2 separate regions of the Mus musculus genome follow, and region 2 is linked to region 1. The links are chromatin loops, found by intact Hi-C in ENCODE. Cell type or tissue: left cerebral cortex. All regions are shown on one strand. Each heading gives the region's core, and the rest is flanking DNA. Links, peaks and the distances in the headings are about the cores only. Region 1 overlaps Ndufaf8 (NADH:ubiquinone oxidoreductase complex assembly factor 8). Region 2 holds the start of Chmp6 (charged multivesicular body protein 6).

What was found. Hi-C counts contacts between places; a loop is a spot of excess contacts. Peaks named below come from ENCODE experiments on the same cell type or tissue, not always from the same donor. Only the 100,000 strongest peaks of a DNase experiment are listed, where the experiment ranks them.
Region 2: it touches region 1 in a loop (8-fold over the local background); 7 of 42 quality-filtered maps call a loop at or near these places.

The regions. Positions count from the first base shown.
Region 1 is chr11:120,099,558-120,102,357 of GRCm38, forward strand. It overlaps Ndufaf8 (NADH:ubiquinone oxidoreductase complex assembly factor 8), which reads left to right. Exons shown (of 3, transcript NM_001110242.1): 3 at 617-867. The coding sequence ends at 646. Among named protein-coding and RNA genes, the nearest start is that of Ndufaf8, 2.0 kb to the left of the region's middle. In left cerebral cortex, for the core only: a CTCF peak has its summit at 1,696 (motif pointing left); a DNase peak (open chromatin) is centred at 1,690; H3K4me3 peaks cover 151 bases; H3K27ac peaks cover 499 bases.
Region 2 is chr11:119,911,937-119,914,679 of GRCm38, forward strand. It overlaps Chmp6 (charged multivesicular body protein 6), which reads left to right and starts at 1,874. Exons shown (of 8, transcript NM_001085498.2): 1 at 1,874-2,001. The coding sequence starts at 1,939. Gm39485 (a long non-coding RNA gene) reads right to left here and starts at 1,876. Exons shown (of 3, transcript XR_003949830.1): 1 at 1,440-1,876. In left cerebral cortex, for the core only: a CTCF peak has its summit at 1,779; DNase peaks (open chromatin) are centred at 289 and 1,827; H3K4me3 peaks cover 1,607 bases; H3K27ac peaks cover 2,056 bases.

The DNA of each region.
Region 1 (2,800 bases), core at 201-2,700:
TCCTGGCCTTTTTGCCCATGACCCCTCCACTAGAGCTAGGGTCGGTGGTTAAGAACCCAGGGTGACAGACACACTGCATCAGAAGCAGGTCCACAGTAGCCTCGGCGGGAATGAGGAGCAGTGTTTGAGTTGACTACAGCCCAGCCTCACCTACATACAGCCTTTGGTTTCCCGGCAGAGGCTGTTCAGTCGTCAGGTGTTGCGCTTTTCTTGTTCCTTCTAACTTGACACAAGCCTTTACTCTTGTGGTTGGTGGCCAGCAGCTGTCATTGAAACCCTAAACACACTCCTAATGCTCAGAGTTTCTGCTGTCCCTGCCACCCTCTCTGTGGCTGACCAGAATTGTGTGACTCCATCTGCTGCTTTGCCTGGACCAGATAAAGGCACCCCCCTGTGGTTCCCCCTCCATCCCTGCCCATCTCATAACAGAAACTCTCAGTCACAGGGGCCAGGCGTCCTCTGTAGGTGAGCCCAGGCTGGGACCCCCCGAGACACACTAGCATCTCAGTTCTTTAGCGTGGTTGGGATAAGGTGGCATTTGATGTGGTAGATGTCTTGCTTTAAGCCATATCTAAACTGGAAATAAGTCACTGAAACAAAATGCTTTCTCTTCCAGGCCAAGAAGACCATGATGGGAGGCTCCTAGGAAGAGCGGTGGGCGTGGAGGCCCTGTCCTGACAGCACGCATATGGGCAGCAGAGTTCCTGCTGTGTAATGGTTCCTCCCACCCTGAACCATGGGCAGGCAGGGCAGGGCTGTTTCCCGGCAGTGTGTACATGAGGATCTGGATTTGGTTGAGATGTAACATGAAGATGATTTAATTTTGTATAGTTTCAGACTTTTATATATAAAGCATGGTATAAGGAACTGGTCTCTCCCAAGGACAATGTATTCAGAGGACACCTGCACCCCCACCCCACAAAGGTGGCAGGTCTGGACCATAGAACTCTGCTCTCAGCTGGGTGTGGTGGTGCACACCATTAATCCCAGCACTCAGCAGGCAGAGACAGGTGGATCTCTTAGGAGTTTGAGGCCAGCCTGGTCTACAAAGCAAGTTTAGGACAGCCAGGGCTTGTTACACAGAGTCAACCATCTCAAAACAAACAAAACAACAAACAACAACAAAATAAACCAAAACCCTGTTCTCACCTTGGGCTGGAGAGATTGTTCAACAGTTAAAAGCACATGTTACTCTTTTAGTTCAGTTGCTAGCACTGACATGGCACCTCACAACCATCTTTAACTCCAGTTCCAGGGGATCCAGCACCCACTTCTGGCCTCTGCAGGAACCAGGCAAACATGTGGTACACAGACATACAGGCAAAACGTACATCTAAATTGTAAAACAAAAACCCCTACTATTCTCATCAAAAGTATTTAGTCTAAGTCTGGCTCATCATGCCCCTGGCCTGACAGAGTAAGGCACACCAGAGGTAACCACGGCAACAGCATAAGGGAACAAGCCTACACAATGAGAAGTGCCCTGTGGATGCTGCTCAGGAACTGGGCAGAGGCTTTTCTAGACAAAAGCCAACAAGGACGTTATCTTTGGACCTTCAGTGGGGGGACAGCCATCCCTGCATCCTGTCATGAACGATGGCTCCCAGCCTTCATTCTTTCTTCCCCTTCCTTCACACAGTGGGCTTGAAACAAGTTCAGAGTGCAGAAGGATTCTGTGTGTGAGTGCCACCTGCTGGGAAACATGGGAACTACTCAGTCCCGTTTCTTAGGTGTGGAGGTCATGCTGTCCTTGACAGTTTGTACCTGCCTCAGAACCCTGGATCCTGGGAACAGGGCTTGGGCCAGGGACTGTCAAGCCCTACATGCCATGCCCCAATCTGTGCCTCCATGTGGCACCTAACTGCTACTTCTGAAACCGGCCTGCCCATGTGGGGAAACCCAGGTTTTTTAGCTTAAGATTTATTTATTCAATGTGTACAGGTCTTGTGGCTGCATGCATATAAGTACACTGGTGGGCAGGAGGGCACAAAGGTGTTGGGTCCCCTGGAACTGGAACAGATCATTGTGAGCTGCCATGTGGATGCTGGGATTTAAACCTGGGTCCTCTTTAAGAGCAACAAGTGCTTTTCAACTGTTAGGCCATCTCTTCAGCTTCTAGAAAACCCATGTTTGATAGATTCTTGAGTCCATCTCAAGACACGACTTCTTGGCTCTTACTATGACCCAGAGCAGCTAGATTCTGTCTCAATGGACAGGGTGGTGCTGGGTCTCAACAGACCAGATGTTGGTCTAATTGCCCAGGGATTGCAGATTGTTCTCCACAGGTCAGAAACATTTTCTCCATGTTCTCAAGAGTTTACAGCCCAGCCAGGCGTGGTGGCGCACGCCTTTAATCCCAGCACTTGGGAGGCAGAGGCAGGTGGATTTCTGAGTTCGAGGCTAGCCTGGTCTACAAAGTGAGTCCCAGGACAGCCAAGGCTACACAGAGAAACCCTGTCTCAAAAAACCAAAAAAGAAAAAAAAAAAAGAGTTTACAGCCCAAGGCCAGCCTCCTCAGACTGCCCAACCTGCCAGTGTCATCTTCAAGTTCTCTTGAAAGCTCATTGACTGTAGCTTCTTGTATCTTCTCCCTGAAGACTCCCAACTTTGGGCCCCACTGAACTCAGGCTCCCTCAAATCTGTGAGGCAAAAAGTTCTCTCTCCATCTTCCATCGTAACCCCGAAGAAGCAGACAGGTCACGGCCCTGCGTAGCCCTGGCCTACAGACAGCTCGGCTCTCAGGCCTCCAGGGCCCACGCCTTTCAGCTCTCTCATGATGTGAATATTATTCTCATACACA
Region 2 (2,743 bases), core at 244-2,743, 190 kb before region 1:
CTCACATCTTTAATCCCAGCAAAGGGAGGCAAAGGGAAGCAGATCTCTGGGAGTTCAAGGCCAGCTTGGTCTACAGAGTGAGTTCTAGGACAGCCAGGGCTACAGAGAGAGGAAAATATCTTTAAAATAAGTAAGTAAATTTTAAAACCATATTTATTCTTAGCTTGTAGGCTGTATAAAAAGGAGAGGGGAGATCAAACCGGTTTGACTCACGGGCCATAGTTGCCAAATCCTGGCTTACAGACGGAAAGAATTCAGACATTTCCAGCTCTGTATTGGCAGAGAACTAGGAAGAATGTGTGGAAGCGCTTCCAGAGTGTTATGGTAGAAACAGAACCCTCCCTGGGCAATAAATACTCCTAGCTAAATGGTTGCAGCCAGCAAGGCACTGGGTACTGTGGGCTGTTGCTTGACAGACTGGGCCTCAGTTAGTGACTCTGGGATGTCAGGGCATCCTAGCACGGAGTAGACAAGAGTGGACAGAGAAAGTGGGTGATTTCAAGGCCATCTTGGTCTGCATAGCAAGTCCCAAACCAGCCAGAGATACCCTGGACCTGCACAAGACCTCTGTCCCACACCCCTGAACATGCCCTTGGTTAGGGCATGAGAACCACACAGGTCGGAAGCTCCAGCCTTCTAGTAAGTTCTGCCCCAGTACTGCCCTTTATAGTCATGTTGACCACAGGGACAGGGTACCATTACTGCGATTTTATGGGGCCAGTTGGCCCACAGAGCATTGGAGACTAAGATATGACAGCTAACCATCAAAGTCAGTGGCTGAGCCCGATTAGGGCAGCTGACTGTACAGAGAACCCTGGGATAAAGGGTTCCTGGCTAGTTAGAAGGCCCCTTGGAATCAAATCAAAACAAAAAAACCAACCTCTAGAAACTGCTTCTAAGTGACAGAAGGAGCTAGAACCCTAGGTCTGGTAGCCAGAGCCTGCCCCAAGTCCTTACCATGGACTTTACTCTCAGCCTCTCGTGCTGTTCTTAAAACCAAGTCAAGACTGGGAGCCTCTTATGCCTAAGGAGTCACAAGAGCCACTGCTGCGACACCGGAAAGCCCCCTCCATGCCTTCTGCCCTTGTTTACTGAAGGAGTTGGGGGTGGGGGAAGGGAAAATGCAGGCAGTTCAGGAATCAGAAGAAGCTGCCTGCCGAGGGATAGCCACTGGCTTTACTGGATTCATAATGTGTTGAGCCTGAGGCTAAGACTGAGCCCTTCGTTCAGAAAGGTGTAAATGAACAAGAATGCTTAGTAATTGGCCCAGCTGCTTGTACTGTCTGCCTCCCGAAGGGATATTACCCGGATGATTGCCGTGGGGAAGGAGAACTCCCCTCCTAGCAAAGGCATTGAATTCAGGACAGTGGCGCCCTTTTTGGGGCTGTTAGGGTGTAGAGCCCCACTCATGAGTGTCTTGTCCCCGCCCCCTGACTCACCAAGGGCCTACAGAGGGCAGGTGTGATCAGAGAATCCCTGGGGTTAGTGTGTCAGTCCCAGCAACCGGGCTGACTCAACGGTAGCCTAAGGACTGTCCACAGTGAGGAAACTAGGGGACGAAGGTGACAGCGCCGAATGGCAGGTGAACGCTGGTGCACACTTCTCAGCAAGCACTTGTAGGTCCAAAACACTGGGTGTGTGTATGTTCTGCGCCAGCGGGGAGGGGGGCGTCGGCTGGGCGGTTTTGAAAGTCAGGAAGCCTGATTTAGGCTCACTCCTGTGAGGTGCTCTGAATTAATCACAGTCCCATCTGATTAGCTGAAAGGCCGAGGGAGGGCGTTCGCATCGCCTAGTAAGTCCAGCGGTGCGCTGCGCTAGGGACGAAGCTGCTTCGCGTTCTGAGGCGCGTGGCTCCGCGCGGCCGCCGTAGGTCGGGCGGAGTACGGTGGCCGCAGAGCGGCGGCTGCGACGGGTTCGGCCGGCCGGCGCGGGGCCGCCATGGGCAACCTGTTCGGCCGCAAGAAGCAGAGCCGAGTCACCGAACAGGACAGGGCCATCCTGGTGAGGGGCCTACGGCGGGCAGGGGGCCGGGCCCCGTGGGGGAAACTGAGGCGGGAAGCGGAGCGGGCCGCGCTTCCGGTGCCATGGCGCGCCCAGCTGCAGACTCCTGGACCAGCCCCGGCTCGGCCCGGAAAGACCGGGATTGTGTCTCGGGGCTGAGCGCCGATCCGTGAGAGAAGGTGCCAGGAAGGAAGCCTGTGGCCTTGGCCTTGGAATCCCAAGCCATAAGTTATTGAAAGTTCCTAGAAAAAGCCCCCAGATAAAGATCCCGTGGGCGTGGCTTTCACTAAAAGTCTCAGCGTGATTCTTACTGGGAAAGGGTGCTCGTCCCCCATCTCTGCAGCCTCTGTGTGAGCTGGAAGCCCCCGAGACACTCGTGTCTCAGGACACCGCCCTCCATCTCTAAGTAAAACTGTCACAGAGGTGGGTCCTGCGGACAGGACACACCTTGTCTGCTCCTCTGTGGAATTCGGAGGCTCAGGACACCACTGTCAAGCACACATCTGAACAGTCCCAGAGCGCCAGGCACCAGGAAGGAAAGTGCCTAGCTCCAGGTGCTGCTGCTGCCACTGCCTGACCTGCTCAGATTGCTTGGTCTCCAGAGGCACAGTCTGGCCATCCTGCAGCTCCATTTGGTGCCCCTGTCTCCCCAGGCAAGATGCCTGATGCTTTGTAAACAGCTGGCAGAAATAACCACCCGAGAAGAGCATGGGTAGCCTAACTCAAGGTCTCCAAACCTAAA